2 separate regions of the Homo sapiens genome follow, and region 1 is linked to region 2. Evidence: chromatin contacts called from ENCODE Hi-C data. All regions are on one chromosome and are shown on one strand. Each heading gives the region's core, a stretch centred on a gene start or an enhancer-like site at or near the end of the contact. The rest is flanking DNA. Distances are from core to core; before and after follow the strand shown. Region 1 overlaps UMAD1 (UBAP1-MVB12-associated (UMA) domain containing 1). Region 2 overlaps LOC107986764 (a long non-coding RNA gene).

Region 1 (5,383 bases), core at 1,785-4,284, 440 kb before region 2:
TTAATATGATAAATTTACTTTTCATAAAATTTTAAATAAGAGTAGCCAAAAATCAAAATTTAATCAGAATTAGAACTTTTTACAAGTCATCAATGGTTTCTGAAGCTATGGTATGATTGATTAAATATTATTGTTTTTAAGCACTGGAGTACTGCACTCGAAGCCAAAGGAGTATTTTGAAAGAAAGATCTCAAGGCGAGGTTAAAAATTTGGCTACTGGAAGAAAAAGGACAGACACAGAAGAGACAGATACATAGAGTAAACTGATGAGAGGCAAGATATGAGTGAAGGAACTTGAGATTTTTGATCAGTGAGATGTTGTCCTCACTGACATAAGTAGAAAGCTATATATTTGTCAGATTTGGGAAGGGAAGACTAAAAACAGGACTTCAAGAATTTAAGTGTGTCAACACTTAAAGACAACAAGACAATACCTGATTTTCTATGTCCTTTAAAAAAAAAAAAAGAATGATATTAAGAATAGAGCAGAGCAGAGGTGTCACCAGTAGTAGGCAGTGACAGCTGAAGTACAAACATGATCAGAGCTAAGATACAGCAGGTACATACAGGGAAGGAAGTGCTTCAAAAGAAACAGCAGGCCAGTTTTGGAGATCAGAAGTAAAGCAGTCAAAGAAATTCTAGAAGCCAAGATCAAAAAGGGTGCTTAGAGAAAGGGCAGGGTACCTTGCCAAGACATAAGAATGGTTCTTGAGTATATGCACTGAATCACATATTGTAAACAAGGGGCAGAGTAATTGGACCAGTATAGACAACATTAAAAATATGACCTCATTGTTAAAACACACTGCTTCCAATCAATTCCGGCACTGTTACCTAATGGAGTTCCTCATACAGTCCAAACTTACCTCAAGTGATCCAGCTCCCATCACTGCCTTAAGATGTTATTTCACTATCTGCATAATTGGCCTAGGTATTGAGAACTGCCTATGAACAAGTTCACACTACTCTCACCTTCCACAGTCTCAGCTTCATCTAAACAAATTTGTCTTCCAACAAGTTGCTTATATCCACTGTATAACTTCATATTGCCTTACTACTTAACCGAAGCAAAGATATTTTATTTTTTAAAATTATTTTTATTACATTAAATTCTCCCCTATTCTAAGAACTGCAGCTTCTATTCTTTCAGCACTCAATATATTGATAGCTATGGGTCTGGACATTCTTAAGTTGATATAAGACAAATGTGGTCTTAACACTGACATTTGTAAGAGATTTCTGCTTCCCTGCTTTATTGTAATGAGCTTGCAAGATGACCCCCCAGATGGCAACAGCTCTGTGACTGCCGTATCACACCGCAACCTCATATCTGCTTTGCTGTCTGATAGCACCTGACTCCCTTTCACTACTACTAAGCATTGTCTCTCATTAAATATCTATTTCAGATTATTTGCTCTTACATGTATTAGCTTGCATTTTCTTAGGCTGAATCTCACTATTTCCTGTGATATTTCTAAACCTTTTTGGTATCTTCTTTTCTACTGCTATTTGAGATGCTTCCCAATTTACTATCATTTCTAAAACTAGTTGACATACTTCATTTCCAATTTTAGATTTTTAATGAAAATGCAAAGGAAAACCAGATAATGTATCTTCCTAGAGGCTGTATTATTTCATCTCAGAATGAATTTAAGTAAAAGCTGTAAATCATTATGCTATTAAGTCAAGTAAACCTGAACTGTTTACTTATTACATAAATCACTCTACTATTTTTGTAACTAATTTTGCAGTTTTAGTAGAGATGGGGTTTCTCCATGTTGGTCAGGCTGGTCTCAAACTCCTGACCTCAGGTGATCTGCCAGCCTCAGCCTCCCAAAGTGCTGGGATTACAGGCGTAAGCCACCACGCCCGGCCTAAATTTCAATCTTAAATATATTTAAATTTTTAAAATTCAAACGTCTTTGTTACTCCAATGACTGGAAAAATGTCATTGGCTTTGCATGTTCTCATTTATAAATGAGAGCTAAACATTGAGCACACATGGACATAAACACAGGAATGACAGACACTGTGGTCTACTGGGGGTGGAGGAGGGAGGAGAATGTGGGCTGAAGAACCACTTATTGAGTACTAGGGTCACTACCCAGGTGATGGGATCCATACCCCAAACCTTAGCATTATGCAATAGTCCCATATAACAAACTTGCGCATGCACCCCTTGTATCTAAAATACAGGCTAAAATTTAATTGAAGAAAAATTAATAAAGAAATAATTTTAAAATGTCATTGGCTTTAATTAAATAAAAAGCACTTCAATTAAATATCAATTATCCATATTTAATATTTTAAATACTACCTATGTTTATGACAGTAATATACATTTTTCCCTACTAGGCTGTTTATAACTTGTATCCTATGCTCAAAACATTTAAAAATATAATTTGGCTAGAGAATTTCAGGATATTTATTTCCTAAATACTAGGTTTCCATAAACATAAAACTCCTGTTTTATATCATTGTTTATTTAATATCACTCTGATATTCTCTATTTTCGTTTAAGAGTGCCGGCTTAAAAGCATTTAAAACAATCAAACCTGCTAAAATTAATGTTATTCAATGCATTTTAAATTAAATCCATTAAATCTTACATATATGTAATGTGCTTTCAACTCATGAAGCCTTCGACGAAAACAAATTCTAATCCAGCCCAGGAAAGTGAAGAGTTAAGTGTGCAATTTAGGAAAGAAATATGGCAAGTCCATATATGTGACTCAGTCTTCGAGTGATGTTTATATCACTCTAAGACAGGGAATCCTGTCTCTGTCTGCACTATATTATGATCCTTGTCATCGCCTGCCCTGGAGCAGTTGCATATGCATCTACTTCTCCCACTAAGCAAGTCTCTCTTGAAGGGCAGAAGCAAACGAAACCTTTGTAATTTCCATGAGGCATCCCATAGCAATTTGCACAAAGCAGTCACACAATCAATGTTAAGTTATCAGAAGAGCAAAGTTCTTGACTTTGCCTTAACACACAAGACCCACGAAAAATGAAAGGAAAAGTAACTTACACACATGGGGTGGGGTTAGTGGTAGTGGTGGTAAGAATGTTAGCAAGAAACCTCGAATGAAAATATTAAAATGTGTTGTGACTTAATCAGTCACTGATGTACTTAAACAAGAGTCAAGATTTTTTTTTAAGTAACTTTTCATACTTCCCAAGTTAGAAGCTGGGGAAGCTTCATTATTTTGTTTGAAAGTTCTCCGAATTAGACACACCCATATGACACAGCCAATGTAAATAATTTGTTCTCCTGGTGTTGCCACTGCTGAACAATGATGAACGGATCAACAGTACAGATATTCCCCAAGGAAGAGTGACCTACTGTGTAAAAAATACATCCCGAAACAAGGAACTGTATTTAGGATAGGTTTCTACTTTCTGAATTCTGGCACGCCCTTAGTCCCTAACTGCCTATGAATCAGTCTCCTGAAAAACCTGCAACTGATCTTTCAAAAGCAATGCAATTCAATTAAACAAACATTTATTGAGCGCCCACTGTATAAAAAAGCACAAGAATGGAAACTGAGGGAAAAGGGCCTGCAAAGGAGACGGATAAGAAGCAACGTTCAGAATAGAAAGAAAAGATACAGAAGAGAGGGGTGTATGGAATACAAAAGAGGAACTGGTCAACATTCTCAGATGTCACAAGGGGGGAGAGCTGAGATTCTAGAAGAAAAGGTATCAAAATTCTTACTAAGTAAATGCAAACAATTGGGATCAATAAATAATAAGATGAGTGTCTTTCCATGTAAAGAATGATTCTGCCTTATAAATCTATTCCCCAATAATAAGTTCTAGTTCTATTAATGTCACTACTAACCTCCCTACCATCCAAACTTGAGATTTCTTCCTTTTCCTTTTAATAAGAAATGTGATCCGTTACCAAGTCCTATTACTCGCACCCACAAAATTTGTGTACTGCACAAGGATGTGAAAAGGAGAGGAGCATTGAAACCAAAGACATATCTTTAATAATTTTCCAGCAGATGGCAGTCAAGTGTCTTATTCTAATAAACATATTACAACAATTTTCTAACAGATGGAAGTAAAATGTCTTAAAGAAGTGGTACTTTTTTTTTTTTAGTTAGGTCTCACTTTTATCACCCAGGATGGAGTACAGTGACACGATCACAGCTCACTGTATCCTTGACCTCCTGGACTCTGGTGAGTCTCCTAAATCAGCCTCCCGAGTAGCTGGGACCACAGGCACATACCACCATATTGGCTAATTTTTTGTATATTTTGTAGAGACAGGGTTTTACCGTGTTGTCTGAGCTGAACTTGAATTCCTGGGCTCAAGCAATCTGCCCACCTTGGCCTCCCAAAGTACTAGGATTACAGGCGTCAGCCACCGTGCCCAGCTGGGGTGACCTTTTCATAATTCACAAAATGCACTAAGCAGGTCAGTGGTGGTCCTGCCCACAGTATTTCCTATCTATTTTCCAGCCTTCATTCTGGCTGCAGCTACCACAGATCTGATTCACATAGTATCTTGCAATAGCTTCCAAAATGATCCCCTAATTTCTCCATACTTCAGTCCATCCCACAAGCATTTGAAAAAATTCCCAAAAGTGCTGTTTTGCTAGTAAAACTTTTCAAAAAATCTTCAGTGGTACTGTTATTTTCTTCAATCTCACATTCAAGGCCCTTCATAGCATGTCCTTAACCTTCTCTTTTAGTCTATTCTTTCACTGTGCCCAGGAGGTGCCCTACTCCTAGCTGAACCTAATTACTCTCTACCTTACATATGTCCTGTCCTTCCCTGCCTTGCTATCTTTGTTCATGTCATTTCCTCTGCCTTGAATGCTATCCAAACTCAGTCTTCCTGCCATAAGTGCTAAATTACATTCAGTAGTATATTCTGGGGAGAGGTTTTTGGATGACTTAATATTGTCTTCAGCAAGCATCTAAAGAAAAATCCCCTCACTTTGGCTTTGGTTGGTATTCCAGTTATCTATTGGTGTATAATAAACTACTTATAACTCAAGACAATTATTATTATTATTATTATTATTATTATTATTATTATTATTTTGTATTTTTTTGTATTTTTAGTAGAGACAGGGTTTCACCGTGTTAGCCAGGATGGTTATTTGTATTATATCTCACAGCTCTGTGAGTCAAAAATTCGGGCAGAGCTTGAGCATTTCTTCTGTTCTGTGTAGTGATGTTAGAGGTTGCTCTAGGGTACTGGTAGTCAGAAAACAGTTGAAGGACAACTTCACTCACATTTGGTAGAATGGCTAGAAAGTTGGGTTCAGCTGGGAACGTCAACCAGATCATCTATACACATGCCTCTACAGCATGATGGCCTCAAGCTGGTTGGACTTCTTAAATGGTGGCTCCGGGCTCCAAGAGC
Region 2 (5,646 bases), core at 2,189-4,688:
TTCTTTAATTCTTCCAAAATCGAAACCAAAACACTATGTGCTTGGAATCTCAGCTTCTTCTGGCATCCTACAGAAAAGGTCTAACTTATTTGGGTCAGAATTTCCTTTCTCTCTCCCACATACAGGGAAGTCTATCAACCATTTGGCTTTGTAAAGAGCAAGATAGTCATGTTTGCTTCTACCGAGTCTGGTTCTTTTTACTCATGTTATTGGTTAGATTCTTTCAGGTAGCAAAGAAGAAAGTGCTGGAAATCTAGATGATAGGATACATGTAGAGGGCAGATAGGGAGGAAACGATCCCTGAGCCAGTGTCTACTCCAATCTTGTCACTTCCAAGGGTAGGATGTCAAGAGAGCAGAACAGAAACCTTGTCATTCAAGATGTGCTAGTGACCCAGGTGTGGTACTCTCTACTCATTCATTTCTGTGGCAGTTTGAGTAATACTCTGTGTTTGCGTTGAAAGCATAGGGCAATTAGTGGTATTTGGAAAACGACTGTGAAGAAATGAGGCTGCTTTCATTAGTCATAGGTCCTCACACATTCTTTTTATATGTGTGAAATGAAGGTCACAGCTTCAATCTAATTTTCATGTCTGCCTAGAAATTCTAGAATATCAGGGCCAGCTGTGAGTCCAGTTTGTATGAGGACATTCTCAGACTCCTGGGAGAAAGGGCAAAGGCAACTTTAGATTAGATGGTCAGATTCCAGGAGGGTGGGGTCACTCACCTGGGCAGAGGATGCATCCAAGGAAGTTGTCAAGCCTTTCTCACAGGGAATCAGGGGCCAATTAGAGGGATCGGCTGTAGGCTGTTTTAGTGGCAGAGATGGGAGGGACAGACCAAGTCAGGGGTCAGTGGGAAAAGCTGATGCTCAAATAGCAGAAACACCTTCCACAAATGTTCATTTCCAAGGATAAAAGTCAAGTCCACAGGGTCTCAGGTCAGCATCACACTGGATCAGGTTGACAGCAGGATGGGAATAAGTGAGTGGAATATAATACTTGCTGAGGTAACTCTAGGGTGTTGGTTTTTAGAAGGAAGTAGAAGATGGCTTGGGTTGGAGCCACTCAAAGAACTGGAGACAGGACAACCGAACAGCAGAACACTGAAAGAGGTATTCCATATGGCAACTAGTAATGACCTTAAAGCACCCTCTGGCCTGAGTCTGAGACAGTCTTGTCAAGGGAAATCTCTCCAATCATGAGGTAAGATCCATCCCAGCACTCCCATCCCTAGACAGTCTTGGCAGCAGTTGGACAGAAAGTAGCAGCAATGGGAGGAGGGGAGTTATGAGAGTCCAGACGGCAGCAGATGGTGGTCAACAGACAGTGAAAAGAATGTGGGCACATCCCCCCAGCAGAAAAGACACAATAACCACTGAGGAAAATAAATGCCTTCAAGATCTTTGGGAACTAGGAAGAGAATTCTGGATGGGGAAGAAAAGAATGTATGCTTCCCCAATCTTTGATTTTCTCCTCAGCTGTTGAAGCCCCACAGAGCAAGGCTGAGGGAGGAATTCCTCAATTTCCAACATTATGCTCCAGTATCCTCCCTCCAGGCCCAATACACAATACATTCTCCCACAGCTACCACTGTGGCCATTATTCATCTAAATTAGATTGAGCCCCTCTCCTACAACGAATCATTCCATGGCCTCTCATAAAACCTGCAAGACAAGGCTCAATGTGACTTGGCTCCTGCCGCCTACCTGAGTCTTTCATACGCCTCCCACTTCAGCTCCCGTGAACTCCAGCCACACTGGCAACCTTTCTCTGCCTCCACAGTCAAGGCTCTTTCCCACCTCAGAGTGTTTGTACTTGCTCTTCCCTCACCCTAGAAAGCCCTTTCACAGCTCTTTGCATGACTGGTTCACTCTTCACCTCTCAGATCTCAGCTCAAACGTGACGAGCTCCTGCAGTGACTCTTTACCACAATGTTTATTTATTTACTTTTTACTATCTCTTCTGAGAGCAAGTGCCTTATATGTCTTGCTCACTATATCCCAGAATTTAGTATGGTGTTTTGTGTATAACAGGTGCTCCAATGAATTTGTATCAGTTGAATGGGTGAATAAAAAATTCTCAGTTAACAGGGGGAGATAGGATGGGGGCAGGGATAGGATGGGAGAAGGGTAGGATCTTCAGGCCTATGTTTGATGGTGGTGATCTGAAACATTACTGCCTCATTCTTCTCCCAGTAGGGCCATCCTTTCCCTCTCTCCTATTGTCTCTAGTCCCTTTACCTATTTTTCTGAGCCCAAGGTAACATCAGCAGCTGGTACAAAGTTCAGGCATAGAAATGAAGCAGGTTCCAAGGTTCTATAGGAGAAGAAAAGTACCTTTTTCTCTGCTCACCCTAGGTTAATGGCTGAGACTCCTATACGAAGAAAAAAGCAACACATTTATTTAATATGAGTTTTACTAAAGCTGAGTATAAGTTTTATTAAATCTGAGTGTATTTTATGGTAGGTTTGAGGAAGAGTGAATAATGGGGAGGAAATGTGATAGGATGAAGGAATGGCATGATCGAATGGTAATAAACTGGCACAAGGTGTCATATTTTGGGGGGGGGGGTAGCATGTCCCAAACCCCGTCAGTTCTCTGATATAAAGGAATTGGCAAGTCCTCTGTGACCTTAAAATATCTATTCCATCTACTTGCCACTTATCTGAAGTCCTTCCATTAGGTTGACCAGTTATGCCTTTGAGCTAAGACACTGCCTCCTGGGGCCTCTTTTTCGAAGTGGAAAGAGCTCTGGGCAGGGTTTGACAAGAAAAGCTGTCACAAGCTCCCAACCATGAACCCACAGAGCATGCCTGCAAGCTGCTTTGTCCCGGGGACTCCATGATATTGCTTGGGACTGAACCATAACCACGTGGCTCTCCTTTACCAGATATAGAAAGACCCAAGAGCCCACCATTCCTCCCCTAATGATAAGAAAAAACCCAATAAGTTACAACATCGTTGTATAAAAAAACCAAAATGTTTGAACTGTAGGGTAAAAATAATAACCCTCAACAGGTTCTTATTGAAACTGACCCCTGTTACAAAAGACAAATTCAGAAGAGAAAAACAAACAGAAGTTTATTAACATGTATATTTCATATATACATGTCTTTGTAAATCTACATCCTGCTTTTAGGAAAAAAGAGGAAAGGCAGAGAGTGTGCCTGCGTCCATTTCCTGTTAATGGCCTTCAGCTCAACATTCCTTCATATTTTTGGGAGGCATATGCTGATATCCCACAGAAGTAAATGGTAAACAGAACCCAGCTGGGGCTATGACAGAGCCCAGAGCCAACTCAGCTACATTGATCAAACTGACTGGGCTCCTACACAAGTGGCCCCAGCTGAAGCTGTCAACCAACTTTAAGCGTTTCGCCCCAGTGAACTTGTTGTGGAAGTCTTCTCTTTCACAGTGTGAGAATGACAGGGCTGGATCAGACAATAGCCCCGAGCATGACTAACCTGCCCTGGGTGTGTTTTCGGTCATGCAAATATGAACATTGACATTGACATAAGCAGTTCTGCCCGGGCCAGGACTGTTCTTCCTCTGTGTCTCAAATTCCTTTGGAGGGTTTCCAGCAGGAAAATCACTGGACCCTGAATTGACACTACTCTTAACCAGCACATTCTGTGCTGGCATTTTAGATCTAACTATCAGTGTTTGTAGATGACACTTTGAAAGTCATTCTCTTTGAGAGGCAACACTTTCCCCCGTCTTTCCTCCTCTTAGACTTTTCATTTCTCCTTTGCCTTCCTTTAACCCTCTACAACACACACACATACCCTCTGCCTGGGTTCCAAAGCTAGCCTCACTGACCCGAGGCATGGGTCTTGAGCCAGGCAGTCAGTTCTCATCCACGTTGACCTGCACGATTCTGCCAGCCCACTCTCTAGGGGGCTGGGGGGTTCCACCAGTGTCTCCAGCAGTTATGGCTGAAGTCTTATGCGAACCCACACTTGTACAAGTTACCCACAATGTTGAAATACTTTTAGACTTTGTAATTCAAATTTAGGCCTTTAAATGTGTCAAGCCTACTTTTCACTTATGATCAAAAATTTTGCTTTTGTGTTTTCTTGCTTTACCAGGCAGTCACTAAAAGGAATGAAGCCTTCCATTTTTGGAGATCAAGTTTTGTAGGAGCTTATTTTTATTGTAGTTCATGGATTTTTTTTTTTTTTTTTTTTTTTCTTTTTACAGTCTTGATTTCATCCAGGCTCAAGCAGCATGACCGGAGCAATTCATTGATAACCAACAAGAGAATTAATTGTAAGGAAAAAATGTAAAGTCATAAAAGAAGGTCAAGGGTTGGTCCTTCTAACACAGCCATTTTACAGGCAAAGAAAGCCAAGTTTAAAGATTGTTCAAGCAACATGACCAAGGCATACCGCTGTATAGGACTAGCAGAGATGGCCCAGGAATCATGGCCTGCCATCTCCAACCCCACGTTATTTCTGTTTTGTGGGATGACAGGAGTGCTTTGGCCAGGAGAGCCATGGGTAAAGACCACACAACTAGCATTGTCACTTGGGATTATGTTCAGTTGTCACATAACAGAAAACAAATGCATCACAGTATCTTAAACAAATTGGGGATATGTATTTTTTTCCATGAAAAAAGAATCAAAAGGTAAATAGTTCAGGACTGTCCTGGAGGCTCCACACCATGATGGAATAATTCAGGTTCCTTCCAGCTTCCCTGCTCACCTTCATTAGGAAGTATCCATAGTCTTCCTGTTGTCAGGATGTATTTCCAGTTGTCACATCCATGTTCCAGGCGGAACAAAAAGGATGAGCTAAGGGAAGCAAGCTCTCATTGCCACTGAGTTACTCCCTTTTAAAGAACTTTCCAAATTCCGCGCTCTATGCCTTCTGTTTACTTCTCACTGGCTAGGCCTGTGCCATATGGTTATTTCTAGCTTCAGAGGAGGTGGATATGTGAGCACTCTGGATAAAAGTAGGGTCTATGAGTAGGGAAGAGGGAAAAAATATTCTATAGGCAATAGTAGTCTCCCCAAACTGGGGAAGACTGGCCCTAAGAGCCACTAGGAATAAATCTATTCTATCGAATGAGAGGAAACAGGGAGGAGAGGAGCCAAATGCAGTGGAAAATCCTTAGGTTTAATTCTACTTAATTGCTTGGCAGCCTTTGAAACAGTTGATCCCTCCCTCTTTCTTTTTTTTTTTTTTGAGATGGAGTCTCACTCTGCCATCCAGGCTGGAAAGCAGTGGTATGATCTCGGCTCACTGTAGCCTCCGCATTCTTGCCTCAGCTTACTGAGTAGCTGGGATTACAGGTGCATGCCACCACGCCCAGCTAATTTTTGTATTTTTAGTAGACGGCGTTTCACCATTTTGGCCAGGCTGGTCTCAAACTCCTGACCTCAGGTGATCCGCCCATCTCGGCCTTCTAAAGCTGAGGTTACAGGCATTAGCCACTGTGCCTGGCCCCTCCCTCCTTCTTAAGTGCCTATTTTTTTCCTTGGTTTCCAGGAAATCATCTGGTTTTCTCCTGCAGTACTGGCCATTTCTTCCCAGTCCTGGCTACATCGTCTTTCCCTTCCTGACCTCTAGCACCAGAGAAACCTAGGATGTAGGTCTCAGATGGCTTCTCAATCTATGTTTTCTTCCTGGAGCTCTCATCCA

What was found. Hi-C counts contacts between places; a loop is a spot of excess contacts on that map. Pooled maps may share reads with other maps.
Region 1: a pooled map shows a loop between it and region 2 (7-fold over the local background). The contact joins two enhancer-like sites. A Hi-C loop is called at or near these places in 2 of 37 single-sample maps with no recorded cell type and 3 of 50 pooled maps.

Annotation. Positions count from the first base shown.
Region 1 is chr7:7,760,087-7,765,469 of GRCh38, reverse strand. All of the region lies in intron 2 of UMAD1 (UBAP1-MVB12-associated (UMA) domain containing 1), which reads right to left. Among named protein-coding and RNA genes, the nearest start is that of RPA3, 44 kb to the right of the region's middle. Within about 2 kb of position 3,034, at least 10 of the 41 ENCODE cell types and tissues checked have a DNase peak (open chromatin) inside an H3K27ac peak, as active enhancers do.
Region 2 is chr7:7,319,711-7,325,356 of GRCh38, reverse strand. The region is part of intron 1 of LOC107986764 (a long non-coding RNA gene); the gene reads right to left. Among named protein-coding and RNA genes, the nearest start is that of LINC03016, 67 kb to the right of the region's middle. RefSeq lists enhancers at 3,564-3,613, 3,664-3,763. Within about 2 kb of position 3,438, at least 3 of the 41 ENCODE cell types and tissues checked have a DNase peak (open chromatin) inside an H3K27ac peak, as active enhancers do.